Regions from separate parts of the Homo sapiens genome. Here regions 2, 3 and 4 are each linked to region 1. Evidence: chromatin contacts called from ENCODE Hi-C or POLR2A ChIA-PET data. All regions are on one chromosome and are shown on one strand. Each heading gives the region's core, a stretch centred on a gene start or an enhancer-like site at or near the end of the contact. The rest is flanking DNA. Distances are from core to core; before and after follow the strand shown.

Region 1 (7,601 bases), core at 4,407-6,906:
AGTTGAATCGTCCACAGGTAATCTTCATTGATTTGGTGGGAATTATAGCACAGCATTAAGCTCCAATTCTCAAGAAAACAACTACTATGCTATGATAATAGTCATTTTTTTTTTAGATGGCCTTTCAGTCTTTGAATCCATCTTGTTCTATCTTTCCAATGTTGGATTTAAAATATTTTCTTTCTATTTCTTACCCATCCCACCCCACTCTCCAATAATATAAGGGTTACTAAACGATAAAGGCTCAAATTTAGAAATAGCTTAAACTTAGATGAAAGTTACTCTTTGGGTTGTTATCTATAACCATACATTAAACCTGAAATTGGCCATTTTCCAGAAAAGAACATTAATAAGAAAAGAGCATACCTCACCCTGCAGAGCCAAGTGCTATGTCCCTGTTCATCAAATTCATATTCTAATTCTTCTCCTGTGGGAGAAAGACAGACAAAACAATTTTAATAGAATCCAAAAATTACTAGTTGATACAATGATAAATGAGAACAAACGTTAAATACGAACAAGTTCCTAGCAGTGGCTCACGCCTGTAATCCTAACACTTTGGGAGGCTGAGGCGGGATGACAGCTTGAGTTAAGGAGCGCGAAACCAGTCTGTGCAACATGGCAAAACCCCATCTGTACAAAAAATACAGAAATTAGCCGGGCATGATGGTACGTGACTTTTGTCCCAGCTACTACGGGGGCTAAGGCCGGAGCATAGCTTAAACCCAGGAGGTCAAGGTTGCAGTGAGCCAAGATTGCGCCATTGCACTCCGGCCTGGGCGACAGAGTGAGACCCTGTCTCAAAAAAAGAACAAGTTCTGGCTGGGCGCGGTGGCTCACGCTTGTAATCCCAGCACTTTGGATGGCCGAGATGGGAGGATCACGAGGTCAGGAGATCGAGACCATTCTGGCTAACACAGTGAAACCCCGTCTCTACTAAAAATACAAAAAAAATTAGCCGGGCGTGGTGGCGGGCGCCTGTAGTCCCAGCTACTCGGGAGGCTGACGCAGGAGAATGGCGTGAATCCGGAAGGCGGAGCTTGCAGTGAGGCGAGATCGCACCACTGCACTCCAGCCTGGGCAACAGAGCGAGACTCCGTCTCAAAAAAAAAAAAAGAACAAGTTCCCATACCACACTGAATAATAAATTTCAATGCATTTCACTTCTCATTCCTAGGGATTATTGTCTGATAATAAAATTAGAGTAAGTCTGAGGCAGAGAAAAAAACAAACTCAGATCAAAGTAACCAATTCTCCATACATAGCTCTGTTCACTGTATAGTATGTTTCACTTTTATAAGTTGTAGACTTTAGTGGTTATTTTAACACAGTTGCCTGGTTTTTAGAAGCACAGATATTAAGTGCACAGCTATTTCATATATTATTTATATATACATATAAAATATATACAGATATACATACATATACATAGATATTCTCTCAAAGTATTCCTACCAAAACAATCCTCTATGGAAAAAAAATTTTAAATCATATAATATAAAATCAAAACCTATGTTAGGAATTACAAAAGATCAGGTGAATTCGGAATTAAAAAACTACAGGAAGTTGGCTCAATTTCCCCACCACCAAAGTCCAGGATCTTTTGAGAAGAATGAGATGAGTCAGGAAAAAGTACTTCCTTTTTTTAAGATAAGAAGAAAGACTAACAAGATTTTTATGATTTTTTTCCCCTCTGCCATACTAATGAGGAATAATTTTCAAAATAAACCTAAAGCAACTGACCACAAGAGTAAAAAGTGAACAAGAAGGACAGCAATAAAATTATAGCATATCTTAGTATAAAGCTCAACATGAAGCTCTAGAAAACCACACTGCTCTGGATATGTTTTAGTGGTAGGGTCAGAATCTGTTTACATACCTTCTCGGTCAAAAAAGCCTTGGAGAGCCTTTTTGGGATCCTTTATATAAAAGGCCTCCCTTTCCTGCTGAAACTCTAAGACAATAGGGTTCTCTTCAGCATCATCCTCTACTGCATCTTCTCCTACAGGATATGGAAAAGAAAGAAAAGATAATCAGACATGAGAAGAGACTATTTGAATGATACCCACTATTCTCTCAGGCTGCATAAAGATATAGTTTAGGCTGGGCGCAGTGGCTCATGCCTGTAATCCCAGCACTTTGGGAGGCCAAGGCAGGTGGATCACAAGGTCAGGAGTTCAAGACCAGCTTGGCCAACATGGTGAAACCCCATCTCTACTAAAAATACAAAAAAAATTAGCTGGGCACAGTGGCGGGTGTCTGTAATCCCAGCTACTTGGGAGGCTGAGGCAGGAGAATTGCTTGAACCTGGGAGGAAGAAGTTGTAGTGAGCCAAGATCGCGCTACCTGCACTCCAACCCAAGCAACACAGTGAGACCGTCTCCCAAAAAAAAAAAAATATATATATATATATAGTTTATCTGTGATGAAAAATAATAAATACTTGCAGGGACAGGGGGTGGAACAACCACCACAAAACCACTAGTATGAGCATATTCAGGTTTTCTAAATTGTGTGACAAGTCAAAACTTGTTTTCATGGCACCTTAATTTTTTTTTCTCCATCATTATATTTTAAAAGTAAAATTACCTACCACATTGTGGAAAAAAAATTTGAGCTCCTCAGCCTGGCATTCTTGTTCTCTCACACTCATATCTAACTTTCGTTCCCAATATAATTTCCTAATACTTCTTATATCTGCCAAATAGACTGGTCTACTCACAACTTCCTTAAAATCATCAATTCCTACCCTGAATACCAATCCCAATACTCAGCTTCATAAGGCTTTTCCTTTCCTTCAAGTTCCAGCTCAAAATCCTTATGCTCATAAAGCTTCCCTGTGGAGTGCGATCGCTCACGCCTGTAATCTCTACACTTTGGGAGGCCGGGGGGCGGGGTGGGGGGGGGGGGTGGGGGGTGGATCACAAGGTCAGGAGTTCAAGACCAGCCTGGCCAATATGGTGAAACCCCATCTCTACTAAAATAAAAAAAATTAAGTTTCCCAAAGATCTAAGTCAGTGCTGTCCAACAGAAATATAATGACAGCTGTATGCGTCATCTTAAATTTTCTATTAGCCACATTAAAAAATTAAAAGGAAACAGGTAAAATTATTGTCATTTCAACATGTCATCAATATAAAAATATCATGAAAGAGATATTTTACATTCTTTTTTTCAGACTAAGTCTTTGAAATTCAGTGTGTATTTTGCATTTACAGCACACATCAATTGCAACTAGCCACACTGCAAGTGCTCAGTAACCACATGTGGCTAGTGGCTACCATATCAGACAACACAGGTCTAAGTCCCCAGTGACTGTTCTCTCTTCTCCAAACTTTCACTCTAGCATACTTATGGTTTCTAGCTTTTGTTTGGCACTTAGCACAAGTAATTTCATAATTTTTCCTATCTTCCCAACTATATATTAATGCCATCTTCTACCTTTTTATACTCCCATCTCCTGAATATCCATTTTCTAAAATATCTGGTGTTAAAGAAAGTTTATTATTTTGGCTAAGGGACCAGCTTTATCTGATTAGATATTCCACATTTCAGGATATCTTCACAAAGTACAAAAAATTCAAGAGAATATCCTATATTGAATAACATCCCATTTATTTGATTGAATAGAGTTCCATCCCCTCCAATGATAATCACATAGCACAAGGTCAGTACTTAATAAATATAAAATTTTAGAATTGTAAAAATAATAATTTTATGCTTAGGACAAGTTTTGAACAAGAGAGTGCATTAAAAATAAATTTTTAAAAAATCCAAAGTGCCTATAAGTCAATTTCTTTACAACAGTAAAGTCAGTGAATCTCTCTGGGTTTTGGTTACCTCATGTGCAAATTGTGTTTGCCCTATCTATCTCAAGGAGCCATGAAAAGCTGTATGATTTAAAAAAACATTTAAGGGTACCACTTGTAATGAACTTAAAATATTAACCTCCGGCAGCAATTTTAATTTCTTACCCATTCCCCAGGTGCAACCCATCTCATCATCTTGGCTACCAGCATTTATCTTCCTTTCAGAGGTATCCATTTCCTCTTCTTCATCTGAGTCTTCTCCTAGCATCTTCTTCTCCAACAATATTTGCTGCTGCTTGCGCAATTCCTTCAACTGTGTTACTGTTAACTCGGATTCTGCCTCTCGGTCTTCCTCTGGTCCCTGATGAACCAAGGAAAAAAAGGTTATTTATTTATTTAGAGACAGGGTCTTGCTCTGTCGCCTAGGCTGGACTGGAGTGCAGTGGCTGTAATACACCTCACTGCAGCCTTGACCTCCTGGGCTCAGGTGATCCTCCCACCTCAGCCTCCTGAGCAGCTGGGACCATGATGCCTGGCTAATTTTTTTTTTTTTTTTTAAGAGACAGGGTCTTGCCATGTTGCCCAGCCTCCTCTCAAACTCCTGGGCTAAAGCGATCCTCCCGCCTGGGCCTCCCAAAGTGTTGGGATTACAGGCGCGAGCCACCGCGCCTGGCCAAACAAGTTATTTTAGAGTTCGGGATTGTGAACATGACTTTCAGAAATATAGCAATGTGTACAGCCGTCTGAAGATGATAGGCCAGACTTGATTCCTTCACTTTCGTAATCGCTGAGTGGGAGATTCTTCTTCCTCATCCAAAGCTTAAGAAGCACAAGAACGCAGTCCAATGAACCCGAAATTTCAATTCTAGGTTTTTCTACCTACCTGCAGGATAAAGAGCCGGGTGCTGCCTCCAAAGCGAACAACATGCCCAACGTGGACTCGACAGTAGGTGCGAGGTGGGATGCGAGTTTTGTTGAGAAAAGTGCCATGGGTGCTTCCCAGATCGTAGAGGTAGAAGCCCGGCCCGTTGCTGTCGCATTCTCCGTCAGGGCCGGACGCCCTGTGCTGCAGCACTGCGTGGTACCGAGACACCGAAGGGTGCTCCAGGCACACGTCGCAGCCAGACAGCCTCCCGAAAAGGCAGTAACTCGTCCCTTTCAAGCTACGGGTGCCAAGGATAGTGCCGCCCTTCAGGGTCTCTAAGCTGTAGGGGGCTGTGGCAGGGCCACCCCATGGAGGCTCTTGGTAGGGGGGAGCCCGGGCTGGACCGCCAGGGGAAGAAACCGCTGTCGGGGGGCGCGACTGCTCCTCCTGTAGACTCCTAAAATCACCGCAGTCCGGCTGAGGAGGAGGGATGTCGGGCTCCCCAGAATTGGAGTCCTGCAACGCAGTGGGCCCTTCCTTCTGTACCTCCTCAGGGTTTGAAGAACTGCTGGCCGGGGCCTTACTCCGCGCCGCTGGGGACACCGGCAGAGCTGGCTTCTTGAAGTCCCCACTGAGGTCTTGCGACGCCAGGGTCTCTGACTGAGAGAGAATGTCAGCCATCCTCAACCGGTGCAACTTCGAAATCCGCTCCTTCGAAACCCACCCTTCGGTCTTTACGTTCCTGTCCACGTCCCACTCTCCCAAGCTCCCAGTGGCGTCTGTAGGCGGCGATGGTGAAGTTGCTCCTTCACGACCTGGAGCGTTGCGAAGTGGTGCTAACATGAGAAGGTCATAATATGAGAAAAACAAAACGGTTATCGGGATGCTGTGCAGAACGGGGACATATTTAGAGGTTACAACGGGATCGTAATGACTTCCTGTTGCATAGCTTGATTGAGAAGAAGCGCTTCCGGCGGTCTTAGATCACTAATCAACAAACCAGCTTTCGGGGTCTGACGCGATCCTTGCCTCAGGCCTCTCGAGGTCCAGACAGCCGCCCAGCCCGCTCTGCGACGCAGCAGTGAATAGTGTGGTACCTCCTTGTCTCGGTTCAGGTCCAGACCTCCCCGTCTTCCGGCTGCCCTGAACGTCAGGCGACCTCAGGACCCTGTGATTGGCGCCTGCGCCGGCGGACCGTGACCGAGGAAACCCCTGGAGGGACTTGGGCATTCCTTGGGCTCCGTGCCTGTTCTTCGTGCTCCTTTCGGTAAAGTAAGGGAAGAGGGCGACTTTTTTGTTATTTCGTTCATTCATTTATTTTTTTTCTGAAATTATTAAGGCAGAATAGTTAAGTGGTTAAGAGAGCAGACTCTGGAGACTGTCGATTTTTGACCTCGCCATTTGTGACATTGGGCAAGACACTAGGCCTCAGCCCTCACTCTGAAAAATGGGGATAAGATTATTAGCCTCATAGGGTTGTTGGAAGAATTGAATCAAACAATAAAGGCCAGCCAGACCGGTGGCTCATGCCTGTAATCCCAACATTTTGGGAGGCTGAGGCGGGAGGATTGCTTGAGCCCAGGAGTTCCAGAGGAGGCTGGGCAACATGGCGAGACCCTGTCTCGCCAAAAAAAAAAAAAAAAAAGAAAAAATCCAGGTTTGATGGTGCGCGCCTGTAGTCCCAGCTACTCCAGAGGCTGAGGTGGGAGGATTGCTTGGTCCCAGGAGGTTGAGGCTGCAGTGAACCATGACTGCACCACTGCACTCCAGCCTGGGCTACAGAGTGAAACCCTGTCTCAAAAAAGAAACAAACAAAAAAGGTGAAGTCTGGCATATAGTAAACATTCAACAAATGCCAGATATTTCTGTGTGCCTGGCCCTGTAACAAGACCACAGCCATAAGAAATAGACGGGCAGAAAAAATCTATTGCGATAAGTACTAATTAAAATCCAAGGATAACTGCTGTGACATAGACTTGCAAAGCACTGTGAGAATAGAGAAAGGGAGATGCACTGGTGAAGTGACGGACGGTGGGGACTTATGCTGTACTTAAAAATGAATATGAGTCTGCCAGGGATGTGCAAGGTTGGCAGAGCATTTCTGGCAGAGTTCACAGCTGAAAGTGTCAATTGTGGAAATGTACAGCATTCTCAAGAAACTGAGTAGTATAATGTTGTTAGAACAAAGGTAGTCATTTCACCCAGGAAGCTCCTCCTTTGTGCTTCCAGTACCCCAGGTCCATATACCTCTAGAACAGTACTTACCATGTTTCATATTGAAATATTCTGCTTCTGTTTCTCTTCCTCACTTCAGGGCAAGGATCTCACATTATCAGTCTTTGACCGACACAGAATGCCTGGCATTTGATAAATGTTTGTTGAACTTGAAGAGACATATGGACAATGAATCTGCAAAGGTGAGTTGAAACCAGATTGTGAATTTTGTTGAATGGTAAGCCAAGGAATTCTGACTTTTTCCAATAGGCAATGGGAAGCCATTTGATTTAAGTTTTAAAAAGAGTAAGTCTAGCAGCAGTGTAGAGAATAGATGACATACAAAGAGAGATTGGAGGAAGGGATACCAGTTAGAAGGCAGCAGAAATCTCTCACGTTCTATATGTCAAAAGTTGAAAGCATAATGCCATTTAGATTAATGGTTCATAAATTTTTCCACCAGGATCATGCCTAAGACACACAGAGTAAGAACCACTTCTTATTATCTTTAACCCTACTAGTTTTTCTCCTATTGATCCAGCACAGATGTATCAAGATACCTTATCATGCCTTGCTTATTGTTCAGGATTGAGCGTGATGGTAGTTCTGGTAATGAGTTAGTGAGTGAGATGGGAAATAGGGATACTAGAGCTCCAGATGCTGTTGTAGCTATTGGTCCACTAATGACCCAAATTCTACCCTGTGGTTCAGTG
Region 2 (7,601 bases), core at 3,268-5,767, 610 kb before region 1:
GGATTTCGAGATGAAGCAAAAATGAACTCTGCCTCAGAGGGCTCATCATTTGGGAAAGTCAGTAAACAAAATAATCCCAATATAGTATGAGAAATGCTAAAACAGGAGGCTGCACGAAAGGCTGCTGGGATTTGGAGGAAGGACTGACTGGCTCCTACTCAGGCTTTATTTTGTTTCATACTGTGCCATTTTTATTTAGGAGATAATCAAAGTGGAGATAACAAAAAGCAGCTCACAAGATGGATGGCCCTGCTTTGCTGATGTGCATCACTGCTGAACTGCCTGGAGGTTTCCGGCTGACGAAACCTCAGGTCCAAGGGTAACTCTAGGCTTCACCTCCCAAGCCGCCTATTCACCTGGTGGTGGCAGAGAAAGCAAAAGGCAAACTCCTCAGTGGCTCCAAGGGGCCACTCAGGCAGCAGAACCTCTTTGCTCAGAGGAAGCCGAACTCCATACCAAGGAATTCCAACCTCTCTTCCACCGGCTCCTTCTCATCATGCTGAAGGTTCTCTCATCCTGTAAAGCAGCCTCTTGACTATCATCCCTACTAGCTATTGCCCATTTACTCTTCTTTTAATTCCCCAAATTCTCAAAAGAGGACGGGCTCACCTTCACTGTGAATGAATTCTGTGGCCCATTCACATCTGGCTTCCGCCTACTCTAAGGCATGAGTGTTTCTTTTTCTACACCATCAATGGGCACCATCATTACTGAAGCAAATGCTTTTCATGCTCCTCTCCCTTGTCACCTGCACCTCCCCAGATCCGGTCCTCTGCTGCCTTCGTGGTGCCCTCTCTCCTGGTTCTCATCTCACCCCTCTGCTGCTGATTGGTCTCCATCAGGAATCTTCAGCCCATCGCCAGCTGCTGGCCTTTCCCAGATCTGTTTTCAGTCCCCTCATATCACAGATTCATCCTGTGGGAATTCTACCAGCTCTGTGGCTTCTACTGCCACCACTTTAGTCTCACAATTTTGGCTACTTACTGAATATCTCCATCTGCTTATCACATAAACACCTCAAACTCAATATATTCAAACTCACTCACTTTCCTCCAGATTCTGGTACTCTTAAAATTTCCACTCTTTCCTTAGCTACCCTAGCTAGGAGTTATACAGTAATCTGCAATTCCTCCCTCTCCCTCACCTCCAAAATCTGAGTGTTCACCAAGTCCTTTTGATTCTACTCTGAAGTATTTCTAGAATCTCTCCTTTCCTCTTCCTCCCTATTCCCACTGTTTCAGTACCTCATATTATCTTTCCTGAACCAGTTTCCCAAGTGGTTTATCAAACCCCAGCTTCTTCCACTTGAATTCATCCTCCCCTCTGCCATTGGACTTACAGTATAATAGAGAAAATGCCACATCCCTGTTCAAAATACTCCCAAAGCTTTCCATCAGTAATAGGATATATTTTGAACGGTGTATATAAAAGGGTCTTTATAACTAGGTGCATTTCTTTCCTGTCTCATCTCCACATTATTTCCTTAACTCACTTATCCTAAAAATCAGATTTTATGAATTATTCCCAATATTTGGAATGGATTGCATCAGCCCACGAATACACTGTTCTCTCTGCCTTGGACATCCTTTCCTCTTTATCTACCTACCAGATTTCTAATTGCACTTCCAAGACTGAGCTCTAGGACATATGTGTAAAACCCTTCTGAGGGGGTTTCTACACATGTATTATGGCATTTTCCACGCAGTGTTTGCATGCCTGTCTCCCTTACCCGAGTACAAACTCCTTAGTGTAGCTATCCATTTCTGTGACCACATGGCTTAACCTAGACGTTGGTCCATAGTAGATACTCAAATGTTTGCTGAGTTGACTTGAAGGTACACAAGGCTTTTCTCCTTAACAATAGGACCAGACTTTAACCTCTGCATGCCCGAACGCTCTTGGTAATAGTGCTACAGACATAGCAGGTGAGGAACAAAACAGTCAGCTGGTTACGGAGGCAACCGTGAAGCACCAGAAGTGGTTAAAAGCAGCTGTGAAAGGGCAGGCATGGGGCGGGGTACTCTTGCTTTTCATTATACATCTTTGTGAAGTATTTGCTTTTGCAACCATGTCCATGTTTCTTTGGCAAATATAATAAACAAAATCCTTTGTTGGTTATGAATAATCTATTGATGTGTCTGCAAACTACAAGGGACCACTTTCCATATATTTAAAAGGACAGATTATGGGCCGGGAACAGTGGCTCACGTCTGTAATCCCAGCACTTTGGGAGGATGAGGCTGGAGGATCACTTGAGGTCAGGAGTTTGAGACCAGCCTGGCCAACATGGTGAAACCTGTCTGCACTAAAAATACAAAAATTAGCTAGGTGTGGTGGCGGGCACCTGTAGTCCCAGCTACTCGGGAAGCTGAGGCAGGAGAATCGCTTGAACCCAGGAGGCAGAGGTTGCAGTGAGCCGAGGTCGCCCCACTGCACTCCAGCCTGGGCGATGGAGCCAGACTCTGTCTAAAAATAAATGAATAAATGGACAGGTTACGTTCTGAGGCTTAACTCCAAACAGGCTATGTCATCAGTGTGTGTCAGTGACGAGGGAGATAGCCAAGCATGAGGCTGCACGGGGAGGGTCACTAGGCCAGCAGAGCCCTGCGCCTCAGAACAAAGCAATGGCCCTGCACAGAGAACATGGGCTCACTCTGCCGTCTGCTAATGTGTAAAGATAATGCTCATCATCTGTATGTATGTTTTGTGCAGGGTTTACTAAAAATATGAGAATACTGTAGGAAAACATGATTTTATTCCTTCTAACCCCTAACATACGTAAAGAGTGAAGGAGATGAAGCCTTTGCAAGCTATTTCTGCCAGCTTATGAAAACTAGAATTTTAATATTTTAGGCAGAAGATTTTCATATATACGAACACATATATGTACATGTATTTGGTTAAAGGAAGTGGGCCTTAGTGCTGGGGCATCCAAGTGTAGAAAGGGTGAGGCTGAGATTTCTATTGAGGACAATTTAGTACTTGGGTTGTGAGCCAAACACGAAGAAGGTGGGCACTGTGATGTGTACCAGCAGGCTCAATGGGCACGTTACCCAGCGTGGATCACAGGTCGATTCTTTCAAAGGCCAGAGATGAAGATAAATCAGTCTTTGCTAAAAACATCCCACGGCTGCGCGTTACAAAGGCATATTTTGCTTCAGTATGTAATTTCCTCACTACTTAACTATAAAAGTGTATCAGAATTGAATTCTAGGGCTTTTTCTAAATGAGAGCTGAGTCACAGGTATCTCGGTGCTGTGTCTGCAGACTAAAGTGGATGACTCACATCTGTAAAATTCTGAGAGAAAGTACCAACCGACCCCTTGCTTAGTCATCTTTTGCATGGATGCTGGGTTCATGAGCTCTGTAAACTATAATGAGCGATCTAGCCTTTTACCATCTCTTTATTCTTTTCTAAACAGTACAAATTACATCTCTAAAAATAACTTCATCTACGCAAGTGAGTCACTTCAACCTAACAAGCTTCCACAAGTTACTCAGCTAAATTGTACTATTTACTGTGAAGGTAAAAATCTTGTTGTCATATTAGTCCCATTTTTTTCTTTCTTTCTTTTTTTTTTTTTTGAGATAAAAATTTGGTAGACTTGGAAAAGGGAGGAGGTTTCAGCAAATGTTTTAAAAAACATATGATTTACTCCTAACCTCTCACATGGGCAGGGGTTGTGATGGGGCTGGAGGAAGGAATTCTTTGAAAACTATTTCTAACAGCGCATGAAAATCAGAATTTTAATATTTCAGGCTGTAGCTTAAGCAAAGACTCTGCAATTTTCTTTGTGTGAGCCCATGCGTAAGCTGTCCTCTCTGCGGGATGTTTATTGGCTGTTGGAAGAGATATATATCAATAATTCTATTTGCTTTAAAATCCTGATCTGTGAAATTATGACATTTTTGACGAGAGACCCAGCCACGCTAATAAATGCATATGTATTAAATACTAATCTTTGCTCTTCCAGGAGCTGATCACTCACCACACCCTGAATTCTCTAGACACACAACTAAGCTTTGGTACTCCACCCGTTTACTGTGTAGCTTTCCAACCCCGAGGCCTGCCTGCTGGTCTTTAGCTTGCCTTTCCTGGCCTGGCATTGTCAGCTCTCAGCAGCCCCACCCCAGGCCTATCCCAGTTAGGCAATAGGTACAATGGAGGCAAGAGCAGGTGACCTGCATGAGGCTTATACCTTCACAACCTGGGCAGCAATACTGAAATATCAAAGCACTGTTAATCCACACTCTAGCCTCAGTCAAAGTGGACTAGAAGGATTTCTCATTCATGTTTGGCCAGGAATGAAATTACTAATACCAACAGGCCTAGAAAGTTTCCACTGCTGTTTCAGCTTCTCCTTTAAGACATCAGATCCGTTGGCTTCATCCAAATGGCCACGTGAACAACCTTTCCCTGTGCATGGGGGTGCTTTAGAAGAGGAAAATGAAATCACTGGTCCATCTGAAAATTCCCCAGGAAATGGACTGCAAAGCCTACTTCCTGACTCCAACGAAGGCAGAGGCTGAGTCATCTAATCCCTCCCGACTAGTATTCACTTGACTTGCACCAAGTAGGTCAGCTGGAGTCGTCTGAATTCTGCTCTCTGTCCTCGTAAGCAGCCACCCCCTGCAGTGGAGCTACTGGAGCATGCTGGGTCTGGTCTCTTCTGCGAGGTCTTCACTCAGCCTCAGCCCACAAAGTTGATGTTACATAACCTCTCCTAAGTTTCTCTTTTCTCATTTGCAAAATGGGAAGAGTCACACCATTTACCTCTCAGGGCTGTGACGATGAAAAGGGACACTGTACATGCAAGTGCTACACAGACTTCAAGGTGCTCTGACCACTCAGCTCTCCCATTTCAGCAAGTGGTTACTGAGCTCTTGTCTAGTGCCTAACACCGGGCCAGGCGCTGTGCATAACAAAGAGTTAAAACATGGTTTAGAAGCCTGGGCAACATGGCAAAACCCTGTCTCTACTAAAAACACAAAAAATTAGCTGGGCATGGTGGGTGCACCTGTAGTCCCAGCTACTGGCATAGGGGGTTGAGGTGGGAGGATTGCCTGAGTCTAGGAGGTTAAGGCTGCAGTGAGCCAAGATCGCACCACTGCATTCTGGTCCTGACAACAGAATGAGATTCTGTCTCAAAAAACAAAACAAAACATGGTTTAGATTTAGTCCTGGACCTCAGTAAGCAAATTAAGCAGAATAATGAAGCAAATACATATGACAATTAAGGAACCATTCAAGATAACAGATCTCATAATTACGTTATTTGGATCAAGTGTTATTCAGGTGGGAGTGCTCGGTTAGACAGTGAAGCTGAAGACAGCTTTTAAGAAATGGTGCAAGAAAGATGAGGAGGTCAAGGAGAAAAAGCAAGAAGGGTCAACAAAGAGGCCAAGGCTGAGTGGGAGAGAAAGCTGGATGGGGAAGGTGAGCCTGTCTACTGGGGAAGGCCGCCAGATAAAGGTGGTGTCTTGAAATGATTAATGTGGTGGCAAGGCCCAAGAGCCACAGACAAACCAGCTGGCCAGTGAGCTAGTCCTGGAGGTGACAGGTTATAAGCAAGGGTGAAGGCACGGGAGTGGCAAACACAGGAATGAGTAACACCTTGCATTTCTATAGCACATGACGCCTTCCCCTTTGCTTTCATGTGATTTAATCCTCACAAACCTCCATGAGCTAGGCAGGGTAAGTGTCAATCTCATTTCACAGACGAGGAAGCTGAATCTCGGAGCCACTGCGTGGTGAGGCTGAGAAGTTAACCCAGTTTCCTGACTAAGATGGGTGCTCCTTTGACTGCCTGTGTAGCCTCCACACTTGCTGGGTATCAGATTTACCCATGAAGCTGTTTTATTTTTTATTTTTTTTGGAGACAGTCTTGCTCTGTTGCCCAGGCTGGAGTGCAGTGGTATAATCTCGGCTCACTGCAACCTCTGCCTCCCAGGTTCAAGCAATTCTCGTACCTCATCCTCCCAAGAAGCTGGGACTACAAGTCCATGCCACTACATGCAGCTAATTTTTGTATTTTTAGTAGACACGGGGTTTCACTATGTTGGCCAGGCTGGTCTCGAACTCCTGACCTCAAGTGATCCTCCCACCTCGGCCTCCCAAAGTGCTGGGATTAGAGGCGTGAGCCACTGGGCCTGGCCTGAAGCTATTTTATTAAAACCACACAAGTTCAGCAACCAATCCTCCCTAACCCCTTTCAGATTGAACAGTGGAACAGGGAGAGGAGAGAAGAGAAGAAAGGCAGGAGGTGCTCAGTCCTCAGAATCTGCCAAGGCTCTCAGGGGTTCTGACGTAGTCAGGGCATGAACCACTGCACCCACTGCACTGTACAATGTGGTACCTAAGTGGTTAAGAAGGAGAAAAGAGACGGGCAAATGAGACATCATTCCAAGGGCTGAAGCCTCAGTTCATAGAAACTGGTCTGCCATTAAAAGCTGGATGGAGCAGAAAATGTTCGGTCCGTGGAATTGGGTAAGAACTGTGCCCTAAACAGGGACGTCGTATCAGCTCCATGTGCCTGTGCTAGCTCTTATTTTTACCCTTCACAGCCAGAGTAAGAAAGTTCCACGGCATTCCAGAAGACTGGCTGCAAGCAGTGTGGCCATGGATGACTTCCTGCACTTGCCCTCCTCCAGTGAGACAGATCCCAGCCTCTCCATTTCCCAAACCTGTATCCCTCCACATGTCGTCCCAGCCACGTCAGTCCCCAGTTCAATGGCCTCTCTGTCAAGCCTTCCCCAGCTCCCTCACGCAGAGGGAGGTGCTCCCTTCTGATTCCCACAGAACCCTCGGAAGTCCCTATCCCACTGTGGGCTTTCTTGGTCTCAGAAACTTCCCTGCCAGGCAATGAGCAGCTTGACAGCAGGGACCATCTTGCATTATCCTGTACCTCTGGGATGGGACAGGCTCAATAACTGTTGGTTTACGTGGAGCCCCGCTGAGTCTTCAGTCAAACTGAAAAAGTTCTGTCCAATTCTTGACTTTCTGCTATGCTCCCACCACTCTTTGGAGCAAAAGTGAGCTTCACAGAAGTCTGAAGTCACCTTCATTTGACTGTTCTGAATTACACCAAGGTCTGAATCCTTGAGTTGAGCCAGTTCGCGTTCCTCTTATCTTGCAGCCTTTGCCTAAGCAACAGGCTGTCCCTTTTGTTATGTGGGGTTCCATCACTACTCCACTTTCCTCCTCAAAGCTACAAGTTTTAAAGGATTTTGCCTAAAGGATCATTTTCCCATGACATGTCCAAATTATTACACCCAGCAACCACATTTCTAAACCTAAAACAAAAAACTTGATATTTAATTTAGTTTTTACAACTTTTTCATGGATAAGTGTTTGATTTCTATTTGTCCTTTGAATTGAAGTTCTGAACATATTATGGTCACAGACCTTCATTGTTGCTTTTTGAACAGTAAGCTGGTCTAAATCCCAGAAGGAATCTTTTGTCTCCTCTTCATCATTCCCAGCCTCCAAAGTGGAATCTTAAAACCACCTCCTCTTGGATGCTTTCCCAAAAGAATTCTCCCAATTCTCTACCAGCCAACATAACTCTCCTTCCCCTCCCCTTCCAAAATGTATTTGTATC
Region 3 (7,601 bases), core at 2,390-4,889, 590 kb after region 1:
ACTGCCCAATTGTTACCCATTCCCTCTCCTACCCTCTGAAATTCAAAAATCTATTGTATAATTTAAGTGTATCCAGTGAAAAATGTTGGCTTTGAAATATAGTTGCAGTAGGTTGCATTTCATTTGCCTTTATGTAATTAGGAGACGAGACCTAGGAGCTGTCATGAATGTTTGTGAAATCACAAACATATCAGTGGCTCTGAGTTCACCAGGGAGGATGCTTCCCCTTGCTGGCTTGAGTGGGCAAGCAGGGTGCAATGGAGCCTAAAGTTAGAGTGCAGTGGTAGTGGTGATGGTGGCAGTGACATGCTGGTGGTGGTACTGGCAGGCAGCCATAAATTTCCAAAGCAATTGGTAAGAGTTCCTGACCCCCCAGAAAGCTAAGTTGCTGGTGGCACTAGGACATGATCTATTTTACAACCTCTCCAAGGTGGGTAATTTCCAAGCATCTAGTGCCAATTGGCCCTACATGGCAATGAACTCATTCATTCAGCTTCACTGACTGAGCAAGAGTTCATGACCAGGGTCAGGACAGCCGTGGGCACCAGCAATAAGGAGCATTTTATGTCTAGCCTCTCTGTCAGAGGACTGAATATTGGGAGGGAAAAAGGGGGAATAATATGATTTGGGGCCTGGCACAGTGGCTCACGCCTGTAATCCCAGCACTTTTGGAGGCCGAGGCAGGCGGATCACTTGAGGTCAGGAGTTGGAGACCAGCCTGGCCAGCATGGTGAAATCCTGTTTCTACTAAAAATACAAAAATTACCCGGGTGTGGTGGCACACTCCTGTAATCCCAGCTACCCAGGAGGCTGAGGCAGGAGAATCACTTGAACCTGAGAGGCAGAGGTTACAATGAGCTGAGATCGCATCACTGCACTCCAGACTGGGTGATAGAGTGAGACTCATCTCAAAAAAAAAAAAAAAAAAGTGATTTGGGCCTTGGGTCATGCCAATCCACATGGGACTTCAAGTTTGTGGGGAGTCTTGAGCAAAAGCCCACTTTTCTCCAAAGAGATGCACTTTACTTTTCCTTTCAGCTCTTCCTCCAGGTTTAATACTTTAGTAGCCGACCTCCCTGAACCCAGTTCCCCTTCTCCCAGGTCTTGTTGCTTTCTCACTCCTGAGCCTAATCCTGGCCTCATGTCCTTTCCTTGAAAATGTCACACTAATCACAGAGATTGAGCTCCACAAGTGCCCCCCAGTCATTTCCCTCCACATCCTCCCAAATCCCCCCAGGATGAGGCTGTGCCTGTCTCACTTCCCACGTAGTTTTTTTATCCAAGCTTGGTTCGAGATTTGTCAGTTCTTAGTTAAGTCTAGTTCAGTCTCATAGACTGTTTTTTGTTTCAGTTCTTCCAGGCACTGGGCCAAATGACCCATCCAAAGCTGATAAAGACCCACTGACCTAGGCACAGGAAGTTCTGTGAGGTGAATGAATTTCTGGGTGGTCCTAAAATAAATCCTTTCCTTCTTGTGCCTAACCCTAGGACAACCTACTGAGTCCACAGTTTGACCTGGAACATGGAGTGGAGGTAGGAGGAAGAGGTGACACTGCTCTTTCACCAGTTTCTAGAAACTTGGTGAAATTTTACCTTCTGGGCCTCAGTTTCCTTCCTTTTTTTTTTTTTTTTTTTTTTCCCTGAGACAGGGTCTCTCTCTGTTGCCCAGGCTGGAGTGCAATGGTACAATCTTGGCTCACTGCAACCTCCGCCTCCTGGGTTCATGCAAGTCTCCTGCCTCAGCCTCCTGAGTAGCTGGGATTACAGGCATGCACCACCAGCTAAGTTTTGTATTTTTAGTAGAGATGGGGTTTCACTATATTGGCCAGGCTGGTCTCGAACTCCTGACCTCAGGTGATCCTCCCGCCTTGGCTTCCCAAAATGTCAGGATTACAGGTATGAGCCACCATGCCTGGCCAGTTTCTTTCTTCATAAGATGATTTTGAAGGCCCCTTTCGGCTCTGATAGTCTAGGATACTATGCACCTGGGTCAATTGGTTTTAAGCACTTTCAAGGCTTGCTTTCCTGTCATTTTCAGTCTAGAAAGTTTAACTTCCAGGGCTGGCCTAAAGGTAGAGCTTATTTTTAAAAGGGAGGGCTAGTTCTGATTCAACAGTAGACCTAAGTGTTTGGTTGGACTTGGATCTGCTTCAAATTTCCAGGAGACATGAAGCATAATGACGTGTAATCCTTAAGACCTAGACCCTTACTCTCCCAGAGAGGAGCTGGAAACAGACCGCTTACTGAGGGATGCATAAGGGAGTACCTGTCTGGGGTTTCACCAGTGTTGTGTGGAGGGGACTCGGCTTTCTAAATATCAAGCTTCTGGGAAATATTGAGTGGGGGCTGGTGGTGAGGTGCGGGGAGGCCACGGGAACTACAGACTACTAAAGGCAGGGATTATGTTTAGAAGCCACGGGGCTGAAGCCCTTGGGTGACAAGCTGTTGATGGTCCCAGGCCCGGGAAGGCTACTTTGGGATAGTGCATCCCCAGCTCAGTGCACACAGGCGGGAAACTGGTCCCCTGTCCCAAGCCCATAGCATCTCCTGTAGAGTTTTCTTTGGCTCCGAGAAGCAGAGGCCTCCCCTGAGCCCTGGCCCCCCTCTACCGCAAAGCAACTGGCTTCCATTACCCCTGACAGCTCCAGAGCAACAGCCCAGCCCCCGGCCCCGGCCTGGCTCAGTGCCGTTCCCTTTTATGGTGAAGCTGAGAGAAAGCATGGAGTGAGGGGGGAGAAAGCTCTGGCTTGGGCAGAGGCTTGGAGAGTTCCAGGGTGCCTCTCCCCTCGCCAGAGACCCTCGGCTACCCGCAGCCACCGCTCTTCGTTCTCTTCGGCGACCTAATCTGTCCTGAACCCAGGACCCCTCTTGCTTGTCCCAGCCCTTCCTCCTCTTCTCCATTCCTCCCCTTCTCCCTCCCCCACATCCGGGGGGTGATTTCCCACTTGGCCGAAGTCCCACGGTTTGGGTTTTGATTCCGGGAGGGTCCGCCCTATTTCCGACGCCCACCTCCGGGGGGTAGGGTGGAGGGAGGGAGCCCGGCTAAGACAGAACCTGGTCAGATCACAAAAGGCAGGATGGTTCTACTTGGTTGCATGTGGGTCACAAAGGATGGCGCCGGAGAAAGGAGCACCCGGCAGCACCAGCCCTGTCCCCATTCTACAACGCCTCCTACCCCTGTCCCCGCCGTCCGGGCCAGGGAGAGGGCACTGAGGGCAGGACCCAAAGGAAGCACCTGGTTGGGCCGGGCCGGGAAGCGAAGGGTGGGCAGCAGTACTGAGGGCCGGGGCCGGAAGGGGGTTGGAGTATCCCGCCGGCCCCGCCGCTGCACCCTCGCCCCAGCCCACTCCTCGGCTCCGGGGAGGCGGCCACCACGGCTTCGCTAGCCGCGTCCCGAGCCACGCCAGCTGCAGCCAGCTGTGCGGTGCCGGGCCCAGGCGCGCGTCCGCAGCCCCGCCCCACCCCCTACGGCTGGACCTCCCACCGCAGCCGCGCCCGAGGCCCCGCCCCAGCCGCGGCCGTAACGCGCCGCGCGGAGCCGACGAGACGGCGGGGCTAGAGAGGCCGTCCCGACCGCGCCCCCCGCCGGAAGCGGCTTGTTCGGGCCTGAGCTGGCGCTACGAAGTTCCGGTCCAGGTCTCTGACTTCGGGCTTGTTCGCTGGTGGCGTCGGAGCCGAGCCGGACTGGTCAGGTCAGAGGCACGCAGGGGCCGTCCCACGGGCCAGCCCCGCCGTGGCCGTGGCCGTGGCTGGCCCGTGGGGCGAGGACGGGTTCTTGCGAGGGCGAGGAGTGCGCCAGCCCGCAGCTCAGCCCCTCTCTTCTCCGCAGGATGATCACGGACGTGCAGCTCGCCATCTTCGCCAACATGCTGGGCGTGTCGCTCTTCTTGCTTGTCGTTCTCTATCACTACGTGGCCGTCAACAATCCCAAGAAGCAGGAATGAAAGTGGCGCTTTCTCCGCCCCAGGTAACGGCCCGGGGCTGTAGCGCCCAGTCCCCAGAGCTGAGTGGCGAGGCCGCGCCAGGGCTAGCAGGGTTCGAAACTTACAATCAGAAAGTGTCGGGCCAAGCATGATACAGTCCAGAACTGGGCCCCTTTGTCTGCACAGAGTAGAGAGAGAGCGCGCTGTCCTCTCCCCGTAACCTGTTCCCTGCTAGAATGGGAGTGGGTTGCCTAACCCTCACAGTCTCCAGTAGGTAGATGCCCAAGTTGGGAGTATAGTTGTAAGGAGGCACTGACACCGGTAGGAACGAAGGTACCGAGGGAACCATCCAAGTATGAGGATTTGGGCTCTTAAATAGCCCTCATTTTCCCCAGGTTGTTTAGGCCTTATTTGGGCAGATTTTTTTTGGTGAGGGGGGTGACAGATGTAGAATTCTGTTTCCATGTTCTGAGGCCAGGGGTTGGCTGCTGACCCAAACTATAGAGAAGGAAGGGGGGGCTTTGGAGCCAGCCTTAAGTGTGGGTCACAAGTATAAAGGGAACATGGATGGGCGTTACTTCCTGAAGGATTCCCCAGAGGAAAGCTGCAGCATTTTCCTTACCTCAGGTCTTTCCCCCTCTTTTCTAGGGTTCCAGGACATAGTCTGAGGCAAGATGGAGGGTATGAGGGGCCTTCACACTTCACTTCATCCCTTCTACCCATCACAACATACAAAGCAACTACACCTGGATTTTTCCAAACAACTTTTATTTCCTCAGAGTCTTCCTTAATCCTATGGAACAAGAAGCTGCCACTGAATAGGGCCCAGTATAGGGGCTTGCTTTTCTACTCCCTCCCCCCAATATAAAAATATAGACTTTTTTTTGTGGTCCCAAAATCTTGTGCTGCGGAGGGAGGGAAGGGGTGGCAGGTCCCTGTTTTGTTCTGTCTCAAGGTGATACTCTGTAATGCCTTGGACAGCGTGGCTGGCATTCCAAGGACTTAACGGCTGTCACATGGAATCAGCGGCCTGGAGGGGAACTAGCATATTTCCCACTGTTACCCCATCTTGGGGCTATATCCTGGGCTTGAACATAAAGGCATTATCAGACCCGGGGAGAAACAGTCAGTGGGGGAGATTTAGGGACAAAACAAACCTCAGGTTGGCCCAAGGGACCCCTGCTGTAACAATTCCAGGATGGGGAGTCAGATAGACTACAGGATATAGGAGAAAAGGCAGGGGCAGAGCGGGGCCGTGGGGGCCTGGCCTGAGGCAGCCTGCAACAGAAAAGAGAGAGGAATCAGGGCTGTGAAAACTCTCCTCCTCTTCTGTTCTGCTAACCAGGGGCTGGGAAGTGAAAGAAGTGGAGCGAGATGAAGATGGGTAAGGATGGGCAAGTTGGTTACTGCACAGTGGTTTGACGCTGGAACCAGCCAGCTCCTAGACCTTAGGCCCTGACTAAAAGTTGTTTTCTTTTGCTTTGGATTGAAGACTTGGCCATGGTGGGGGAAAAAAAAATCAGGGACTAGATTCTTAATGGAAGTACATTTAGTCTTTGTGCTCAAAAGGAGTAGGGAAGCAGAAAATTATTCTGAATGACAGAAATGGGAATGAGGGGACAGAAGTGAGGGGTGGTGTGAGGGACTGGACCCAAGTGCTCACCCTGGTGTAGCAGAGCAGGATCCCAGCTCCAGCTCACTGCTCTCCCTGGTCCGGGGGGTAGGGGATGTGGGGCCTGAAGAGCCTTTCATCCCTCTGCGAGTCGGCGGTGAGCCCCGGCCCAACCTGGGCCTAGCCTGTGTGGACAGGGTTTGCGCTAAGAGGCTGGATTCTTCCATGAGTTTTTTGCTTTTAGTTTGCTTCTAGAGTTTCCATGCATAAGAGTGTTGTAGTATAGGGATCAGTAGAGGTACTGGGACATTGAATTCTAGCTGAGAGGGTGAGGCAAGATAATAGCCAGAGAAGTCCTGGATTCAGTCCATGACTATGCACTCCAAGTCTATAACTAGGGGTGGCAAACGGATCCAGCATTTAACCGCCATGGCTACACCATGACTAAGGTCTGGGTGAGTAGAGAAACACTGTGTAGAAAGATAGTGGAGGGTTGGTAGACCTCTCTCAGAGCCCTCTATGCTTTAGCCCCTGCCAGAGCAGTGTACACTTCACCCATCCAGTCAGCCTCTGCCTATACTCAGCTTTACCTAGCATGGGGATCTGGACTGAATCGGAGTTGGTGGCAGGGCTGTTCCTAGCAGCAGCAACCAAATGTGTTACCTGGGGAATCCGGGACCCCTCCTGGCGGAAACTCTCCTCGGACAGGTCTGGGCAGAAAGAGAGGAGAAGCTAAGGGCAGGGGCAGGGAAAGCCAAAGCTAGCAGGCTAAGGTTGGGGTATATCTGGCAGGGACACAGGTTGAAAGCAAGCAAATGACCTGGCTGATGGGGATGGTGGAGGGCAGGAAGGGGACTGGACAGACAGGCACTCAGGCACCAGAGAAGCTCTCTGATGTGGCCAAGGGTAGATGCAGTAAAGCAGTGCTGAGCATTTTCCCTCCCACTACCCAGAGGAACAGTGCCTTGCTGGGTTCTGCCAGAGTAGCTATGCTGGAGACCCAAAAATATTACCTGCAATCGAGTCTTGATGCAGGGCATCCGAGCTCCAGTCCCTAGCAGACCTTTCCCGATTACCATGACAGCCTCTGGTTTGTCTCCAGAGGACAAGAGTGAGCAACTGCTCCCTAGGGAACAGAGGAAACTGATCAGGGTAGGGGTCACAGAGAAGAGGAGGTAACTTCCAAAGGATCAGGGTTTCTTAACCTTGGCACGTTGACAATTTGGGTTGGATAATTCTTTATCGTGGGGAGTAGTCTTGTGCATTGTAGGATGTTTCGCAGCATCCCTAGCCTCTAAACAATTTATGCTGTTTCCTCATCTCCCCCCTCCTCAGTGTAACAACCAAAAATGTCTCCAGATGTTGCCTGATGTCACCTGGCAGCAAAATCACCCCTGGTTGAGGCTCTAGTCTGGTGGTCCAAGGGGTGGAGCAGCAACTCCAGGCTAGAATCGGAACGCACCCAAGCTTAACTCCTGTGTCAGTTTATACTGCCGCAATCATATGTTTAGCATTTGAGGATCAAGTCAGCTCTACCCAGGACTGGTGGGTTCAGTGCTACCCATTGAGGAGAGTTGACAGGTTGGGAGTAGGGGTCTTTGAATGAGGTAGAACATGTTGGACTAGAGTCTTAAAATCATTCCCATCCCTTTCTTTATATAGCTGGGTCTATAATTTAAAGGAGAAGAGATGGCTTTGTGTGAATGATACGGCTACACACAGCATTTAGCAGTGTTGACAGGAGAAAGTACCGTCATGCTTTTTTCATTCTCCTGTTTTGTCTAGTGTTGCCCAGCTCCTGGAGTCAGGGAATTTGCATAAGTAGCATTTTGCAGGTAGACAAAAGTCTTCAGGTTCCTCAACTGATAAAATGAGATTAAGTGTGTAGAGCAGTGCCTGGCACATAGTAAATGTTCAGTAAATGTTAACTATTGTTTTATTACACAGACACATTAATAAATTCCAGCTTCCTATACAAAGGCACCAGTGTTAGAGGTTTAGGATACCAAGAGGATAAGTGATGCCCCTGGTCTCCCAACTAGGCTTAAAGAACCTGGCCTGGCCAT
Region 4 (7,601 bases), core at 1,689-4,188, 540 kb after region 1:
CTCTAAAGGAAGAACAGCCCTAATGTGAATCGATTTTTTTCTTCCTTCATGCCAGCTAGGGGGAAGGTGACAAGGATGAAATAACAGGGACAGATGAGGTCAGTGGGCACTAAGCCCTGACTTTCAGCTTCTCTGCTGTGTTCTGGACAGACATCAAGTGAATGAGAGAGCCTAGCCACGTGGAAGGCATGTGAAGGAGGAGTATGCCATAGGTTCAAGAATAGAAACTGCATATCCGCAGTGGGCCCTAAGGAACATGAGGACCAGATTTCTATCTCCAGTACAGTTCCTATAGTCTACAGGGGCAAATGGTAGAGATGCCAAGTCGATAGTGCAACTGTTGGGAGATGTGACTTTGGACCCTAGTCCTTAAGCCCTGGAATTACGACAGCTGTCAGTCGTGTGAAGGCACTGGGCTAAGCCCAAACTTATGAGATATTTTATAAGTGAAGAAGTTATGACTGACAGAGATTAAGTGGTTTGTCCAGTTACACAGCAAGCAAGAGGCAAAACAAAATTATTAACTATGACATTACCACCAGTACTTGTAGGTAAGATTTGTTGAGTTCTCATTAAGCTCCAGGCATTCTGCTAAGCACTTCACACAAATTTTGTCTTGTGATTTTCATAACAGTTCCATGAAATAGGTTCTGTGATCCCCCTATGTGAACGGATTTGAATGCTGAATAACTTGTCAAGGGCCAGAAGCTTGCCAGAGCTAGTTAGTGGCAGAGCAGGAGATTCAAACCCAGGTCTGTCTGACTCTAGAGCCTGCGCTGTCTAGTCACTGTCGGGTATTGCCTCCTAATTGCCAAGATTTTGAGTTGCTATCCTTTTTTTTTTTTTTTTTTTGAGACGGAGTTTTGCTCTGACACCCAGGCTGGAGTGCAGTGGTGCCATCTCAGCTCACCGCAACCTCCGCCTCCTGGGTTCAAGCGATTCTCCTGCCTCAGCCTCCTGAGTGGCTGGGATGACAGGCTTGCGTCACCACACCCAACTAATTTTTGTATTTTTAGTAGAGATAGGGGTTTCACCATGTTGGCCAGGCGGGTCTCGAACTCCTGACATCAAGTGATTCGCCCGCCTCAGCCTCCCAAAATGCTGGGATTACAGGCATGAGCCACTGTGCTCGGCTGAGTTACTATCAGTTTATTAATTCCTTGGTCAAACGGCCCAGTAGTGTGGAACAAGACTTATAAATTTGTTCACAGGTTTGATTTATGTGGGTTAATTTGATTTTAACTCAAGAAAATGTTTCTTGACTCCCTCCTGAGAATGAATTAGTATTACAATATGGCACTGGTTGCTATGCTTAAATCAGTATAGATCCATTACAGTGCTGGCCAATCCAAACACCGTATCTAGAGGGCCTCCAGAATGGCACTTTTCCTGCATTTTAACCAGTATTCGTTAGCTTATAAAGGGTTTAGTCTATAAAGCAGCAGGGGCCCAGATTTCTGTGCAGCTAGTTGCAAGTAAAGGAAAGTGTTTCCTTAGGGGCAGTTTTGTTCTGAAGTGACCTTCCAAATCTGATGTATAAAGTGAGGCCTACAGAGTATTGTGAGGCTTGGAGTTTTTAACTGTTTTATTAAGGAAGACTTTTTTTTTTTTTTTTGAGACGGAGTTTCACTCTTGTTGCTCAGGCTGGAGTGCAATGGCACGAGGCTCATTGCAACCTCCGCCTCCCAGGTTCAAGTGATTCTCCTGCCTCAGGCTCCCGAGTAGCTGGGATTATAGGCATGTGCCACCATGCCTGGCTAATTTTTGTATTTTTAGTAGAGATGGGGTTTCTTCATGTTGGTCAGGCTGCTCTCGAACTCCCGACCTCAGGCGATCCTCCCGCCTCTGCCTCCCAAAGTGTTGGGATTACAGGCGTGAGCCACCACACCCGGCCCTAAGGAAGACATTTAGTAAACAATATATGCTAATGTAGAAAGCTCTGAAAATATGGAAAAGTCTAGGTAACACTAAAGTCTCCTATAGACCTTTTTAAAGGACTCGAACCAGTAGGTGTCTTGTTAGACTCAGCTACCTAGAACAGAGTTTAATGAAGATGAAGAGATTTGGCTTTTCCTGGATATGTAAATTATGTATATATCTAAATTTCAGTGAGAAAAGTCTCCAAATTCATCAAAATCAACCTCTTCAAACTTTCTCATCACACTCACTATATGGAGAGCCTGGAACATAAAACGGCTGAATGAGCAAGGACAGTTGGGGTCATCCATCAGTTCTGAGCTAGGCCAGTTCTGACCTCAGCCAGCCCTTAAGGGAAGGGAGGTCCTACTAAGCTATTTGGGGGGTGGGTGGTATTGGGAGTTAGCCATGACCCACAGACCTCTGGTTCCTTCCTTCAGTGCAGCTGAAAGACTCAGCTAAACCACCTAAAAAGGAACGCAAAGTGTGCACATCTCTGATACCTCAGGATGCCTTCCACCCCACCTTTCCCCAAATGCTTGTCCACATTATAGGGAGCAGCACCCTCCGGTACCCAAAAGGCCCAGCTGGCATGGGGATCACATGGGATGCAGAGGCACTAGAGAGGCAGAGCCGACTCTCCATTCGGTGGTAGCAAATTTCACCTGTGGGGAAGCCCAACCATCCCAGTTCCCACCAAGGGCCCAAGCCCGTGTCTGGAAGCTGCCCCCTACACCCAAACCCGCTGGCCAGAGCGGTGGACCCGCACCCACCTGAAGCACACATGCCCAGTAGTAGCCCAAGTAGAGGGCAACGGCAAGAGCCAAGAGCAGAGAGAAGGTGTCTGCCCAGGTGCCATTCTGGGGGCTCAGGAAGGAGCTCAGCATCTTGTGTTGGGGGCTTCCGACCCTCAGGCTCCTGGCTGGCCCCAGTTGGCCGGCTGTAACTCGCGGTCCCACCCGCCGCCCGCCATAGGCGGCCTGTGCAGGTCCGGTCCCCGCTGCAGGCAGTTTGCGCTGCTGGCCCCGCCCACCGCCGGTGCCCCGGGATGGGCGGCGAGAGGCGGCGCTAGTTGGTCGCGGGGCTGGGTGGCTGGTCGCCTAGTGCCTCGCGCGGATCTAACCCGAGTGACCTGCGAATGGCCTCCCGCCCTCCCCTGCCTTCTTCCCCTCCGCGGTTCTTGGCTGTGCAGCCCGAGACAAGCGGCCTCCCCCAGCTGCCATCTTGGTGCGGGGCATCTCCAGCTCCCTTAAACTCTTCCCCGGCGACGCCCCGAGTCCAGCAGCCTGGCCAGAGTCCCTTAGGCGCTCGCAGTCAGTCACGCACAGGACACAGCTACTCCTGCAGTGACATTCTGCTCTGTCACACACTACAGCCATTCACAGTGACCCTCACCAGTCACTGTCCGACTGTGACACCCCACACTGTCACAAAGCTTTCAGCTGCTCAGTGGTGGCATTGCAACACATGCACCTTCCTGCAGTGTCACTCTGCATTGTCTCATACAGTCCCTGCCACACAGTCCTCGTACAGTAGATAATTTGCTCACCACCCGCCCTGTACCAGGCACTTGATACAGACCCCCCATGTTACTGTCCGTGTCTTCATTGAAATATAGGAGGTCGTCTACTAAGAGTAGTGGCTTTCAACCTTGACTGCAGATCGGAATCATCTAGGATTTTTAAAACTACCAGTGCCCAGGCCCTACCCCCGATACAGTTAGTCTGGAGAGGAGCCTAGGTATCAATACACCGTAAAGCTTCTAGGAGGTCCACAAGTCATCAGGGCTTAACATGGTCCACACAAGAGAAGTACCAGCTGCCATGGGAGCACTGCGGAGGTGCCCGGACTTCACGCGAGGGTGTTCTAGCAGAGGGGGCAGCAAAGGCAAAAGCCTGGAGGTGAAGGATGTCTTAAGGGAACAAAGAAAGTTGGTGTGGCTGGAGCATGTGGGTGGTCAAGGACCACATAATTGCTGCAGTTTATCCTAGGGTCAGAGGAAAGCCATCCAGGGGTTTTAAGAAGGGAAGGGTGACATGAGTTATGTTTTAGGAGAATCATTCAGTTGCTTGGAGAATAGATTGGAGGAGGAGGAAAGTAGAAGCAGAGAGGCCACTGGGAGGCTGCTAACAGAACGCCAGGCTCAAAAGATGCCCGGACTGGAGGATACCCAGGAGAGGAGTGAAGATCTTCAAGATCAGTGGCAGAATTGATAGGACCTGGTAGTAGATTGGAGGCAGGGGAAGAAGGAGGAACATGGATGACCTCCAGGTTTCTGACTGCACAGATATAAAGTGTCCATCCCTGGGACAGGGAAACAGAGGAGAGGAAGGTTTGAAGAGGAAGATGATGCATTTAGACACAGACATGTAGAAGTTGGGGTGCTGGTAGGTGTTTTAACTGTGTTTCCTTAGGTTCTGTATTTGTCTATTTGGCATCCATAAATCACAGGGCCAACCTAATGGCCAAGGTTGTTTACATCTCCCCTACAATCCAGAGCTCACACTCTGAGCACTTCCTTTCTCTAACTTTCACATTCCAAGCCAGTATCTCCCCTGCCCTAAATCAACCCAGGACCAGGTAACCAGGACCTGTCCCTGTGCCCCAGAGCACTCTGGAATTATTCAAACTAGCCAGTCCCAAACTGCTTCTCCTGCCTTACTGGGAGAAGTAAACCCCAATAAAGGCCTGTACCTTCCCTTCGCTTCTTTCTGCCTCCTGAGTGACACTGGCACTTCCCCCTGTGACCGTGCCTTTTGTTTCTAGGGGAACTGCAAATAACATTAAGCTTTTCTTTCAATAGCAGTGACCTCTTCATGTCCTCACTCAGCCACCTTTATAAATTAAAACTCAGGCACAAATTAGTAGGATATTCAATGCCTGAAGTGGCCTGGGGCTTAGAGATTGGAGGTGGAGAATTGGCAATCATCAGCATTTAGGTGGTGTATTAGTTGGCAGTTTGCTGTAAGAAAGCACTACAAACTGGGTGTCTTAAACCAGGGGTCCCCAACCCCCTGGGCTGCAAATTGGTACTGGTCCATGACCTGGTAGGAACCAGGTGGCATAGCAGAAGGTGAGCAGGATGAGCAAGCATTACTGCCTGAGATCAGCAGTGGAATTAGATTCTCATAGGAGCGCAAACCCTATGTGAACTGCACACAAGAAGGATCTAGGTTGCGTGCTCCTTATTAGAATCTAATGCCTGTTGATCTGAGGTGGAAGTTTCATCCCAAAACCATCACCCTCACCCCCAACCCTTCTGATCTGTGGAAAGATTGTCTTCTCTGAGGCTGGGCACGTGGCTCACGCCTGTAACGCCCAATGCTTTGAGAGTTCAAGGCAGGCGGATCACCTGAGGTCAGGAGTTCGAGACCAGGCTGGCCAACATGGTGAAACCTCGTCCCTACTAAAAAAATACAAAAAAAGAAAAAAAAAAGAAAAAAAAAAAAAGATTGTCTTCTCTGAAACTGGTCCCTGGTGCCAAAAAGGTTGGGGACTGTCTTAAACAACAGAGATTTATTGTCTCACACTTCTGGAGACTAGAAGTCAAGACTGAAATATCAGTAGGGTGGGTTCATTCTGGGAACCGTGAGGAATAATCTATTCCATGCCTCTCCCCTGGCTTCTGGCATTTTGCTGGAAATCTTTGGCACTCCCTGACTGGTAGAAGCATCACCCTGATCTCTGTCTTCATCTTCACAAACATCTTAGTGAGTTTGTGCTGCTATAACAAAATCCCACAGACTGAGTAATTTACAAACAACAGAAATTTATTCCTCACAGTTCTGGAGACTGGGAAGTCCAAGATCCAGGCACTGGCAGGTTCGGTGTCTGTGAAGGTCCATTCCTCAGAGATGGTGCGTCTGGGTTTCCTCATGTGATGGAAGGGACAGAAAGGCAAGAGAGCAAGAGGGGTGAACTCTCTCAGAAACCTCTTTCATAAGGTCATTAATCCCTTCATGAGGGGAGAGCCCTCATGGTTTCATCATGTCCCAAAAGGCCCTACTCCTTTTTGGTTTTTTTCAGAGGCAGGATGTCGCTCTGTCACCAAGGTTGGAGTGCAGTGGCAGGATCACAGCTCACTGTAACCTCAAATTCCTGGACTCAAGGGATCTGCCTGCCTCAGCCTCCCAAATAGCTGGGACTACAGGCGTGCACCACCATGCCTAATTTTTATTTATTTATTTATTGTAGAGACACGGTCTCACTATGTTGCCCAGACTGGTCGAAAACTCCTGGCCTCAAGAGATCCTCACACTTCGGCCTCCCAAAGTGCTGGGATTACAGGTGTGAGCCACTGTGCCTGGCTTCCTCCTCTTAATATCACCACAATGGGGACTAAGTTTCAGCACATGAATTTGGTGGGATATTCAGGCCATAGCAATGTTCTTCCTATGTGTGTGTCTGTGTCCACATTTCCTCTTTTGATATGAACACCAGTCATATTGATTAGGGGCCCACCCTACTCCAGTATGACCTCATCTTAATGGATTACATCTGCAATGACCCTATTTCCAAATAAGGTCACAGTCTGAGGTATTGGAGGTTAAGACTTCAACATATAACTTTGTGAAGGACACGAGTCAATGCATAACAGTGATGGGAGCTAGGTGAGCAGATGAGCACATGAGCAGATGGAAAGTGAGGAGAGGGCCCTGAGGAACTCTGACGGTGAAGAAAATGGAGACCTTTTTGAAATGACCAGAGGTAGGAGAGGTATTGCCGAAACCAGCAGAATCCGTGATCTAAAAAGGCAGTGACAAGCAGTGTTCATCACTGGGAGGAGGACAGGATGAGAGTGGGCTTGTCGCTGTGATGACAGTGTCGCTGTGATGGAGTGTCACAAACAACTCAGGAAGAGTTCACCCTGACACCCCAATACATATGCCTCTAACACTCTGCACCGCCACACCCCTGGGCAGTCAGTCACACATTGGCCATACCCTGAAGCCCACACTATCATTTATTTTTTATTTATTTATTTATTTATTGAGACGGAGTCTCAGTCTTGCTTTGTCACCCAGGCTGGAGTGCAGTGGCGTGATCTCGGCTCACTGCAAGCTCCACCACCCAGGTTCATGCCATCCTCCTGCCTCAGCCTCCCGAGTAGCTGACACTACAGGCGCCCGTCACCATGCCCGGCTAATGTTTTTGTATTTTCAGTAGAGACGGGGTTTCACTGTGTTAACCAGGATGGTCTCCATCTCCTGACCTCGTGATCCACCCGCCTTGGCCTCCCAAAGTGGTGGGATTACAGGTGTGAGCCACCACGCCCGGCCCCTGAAGCCCACACTATCACACGGATGCACAGTCACACAAAATACCCCCTACCGTGTCACAAATTCCTCATACACAGAGCCACACATGCCAGTCACAACCGCACATGCTAACAGTAAGTTAGGTTCCATTTTGTCACATACATCTGGGTCCCTCAGGCAGAGAAAGTGGCAACCAAAGCATGAGCACAGTTAAACATACTTCTGATGCACACTGGCCTCACTGTCTCTTGGTCTCTCTGTACTCACATGTGTGCATACAGGCACACGCACACATCCGCGCACACATGCACGCTCACACACGTGCATCCTTACACATGCTCACACTCACGCTCACAATGTCACACGCATGTGCACACCCGCACAAGCACACGAGCGCACTCACGAGCACACGCGGACTCGCACACG

What was found. A loop is a pair of places that touch in the nucleus more often than their neighbours do. ChIA-PET counts read pairs that join two places held with the same protein, here RNA polymerase II (POLR2A). Pooled maps may share reads with other maps.
Region 2: a pooled map shows a loop between it and region 1 (3-fold over the local background). The contact joins the enhancer-like site here to the promoter of SUPT7L in region 1. A Hi-C loop is called at or near these places in 1 of 50 pooled maps. POLR2A ChIA-PET finds 5 or more read pairs at or near these places in 2 of 52 experiments (A673 and HepG2).
Region 3: a pooled map shows a loop between it and region 1 (7-fold over the local background). The contact joins the promoter of OST4 here to the promoter of SUPT7L in region 1. A Hi-C loop is called at or near these places in 7 of 50 pooled maps. POLR2A ChIA-PET finds 5 or more read pairs at or near these places in 2 of 52 experiments (HCT116 and HEK293T).
Region 4: a loop to region 1 is called in a map of naive thymus-derived CD4-positive, alpha-beta T cell, with 28 times the contacts of the local background. The contact joins the promoter of ABHD1 here to the promoter of SUPT7L in region 1. A Hi-C loop is called at or near these places in 1 of 168 maps with a recorded cell type or tissue (naive thymus-derived CD4-positive, alpha-beta T cell) and 7 of 50 pooled maps. POLR2A ChIA-PET finds 5 or more read pairs at or near these places in 1 of 52 experiments (GM12878).

The regions. Positions count from the first base shown.
Region 1 is chr2:27,661,669-27,669,269 of GRCh38, reverse strand. SUPT7L (SPT7 like, STAGA complex subunit gamma) reads left to right here and starts at 5,656. Exons shown (of 6, transcript NM_014860.3): 1 at 5,656-5,941; 2 at 6,989-7,091. The coding sequence starts at 7,078. It overlaps SLC4A1AP (solute carrier family 4 member 1 adaptor protein), which reads right to left and starts at 5,381. Exons shown (of 14, transcript NM_018158.3): 1 at 4,693-5,381; 2 at 3,975-4,170; 3 at 1,880-2,002; 4 at 367-427; 5 at 1-22. The coding sequence starts at 5,355.
Region 2 is chr2:28,271,992-28,279,592 of GRCh38, reverse strand. All of the region lies in intron 10 of BABAM2 (BRISC and BRCA1 A complex member 2), which reads right to left. It overlaps LOC124907745 (a long non-coding RNA gene), which reads left to right. Exons shown (of 2, transcript XR_007086254.1): 1 at 1-7,601. Among named protein-coding and RNA genes, the nearest start is that of BABAM2-AS2, 35 kb to the left of the region's middle. RefSeq lists enhancers at 2,958-4,157, 4,756-4,865. Within about 2 kb of position 4,517, at least 17 of the 41 ENCODE cell types and tissues checked have a DNase peak (open chromatin) inside an H3K27ac peak, as active enhancers do; they include A673, where a contact is called at or near this core.
Region 3 is chr2:27,067,692-27,075,292 of GRCh38, reverse strand. It overlaps OST4 (oligosaccharyltransferase complex subunit 4, non-catalytic), which reads left to right and starts at 3,639. Exons shown (of 3, transcript NM_001134693.2): 1 at 3,639-3,692; 2 at 3,830-3,967; 3 at 4,572-4,821. The coding sequence starts at 3,831. The coding sequence ends at 3,944. AGBL5 (AGBL carboxypeptidase 5) reads right to left here. Exons shown (of 15, transcript NM_021831.6): 13 at 6,549-6,661; 14 at 5,587-5,720; 15 at 4,675-5,201. The coding sequence ends at 5,030. RefSeq lists enhancers at 2,431-2,490, 3,921-4,160 and a silencer at 3,171-3,870.
Region 4 is chr2:27,119,152-27,126,752 of GRCh38, reverse strand. ABHD1 (abhydrolase domain containing 1) reads right to left here and starts at 2,938. Exons shown (of 9, transcript NM_032604.4): 1 at 2,691-2,938. The coding sequence starts at 2,804. RefSeq lists silencers at 2,854-2,993, 3,014-3,093.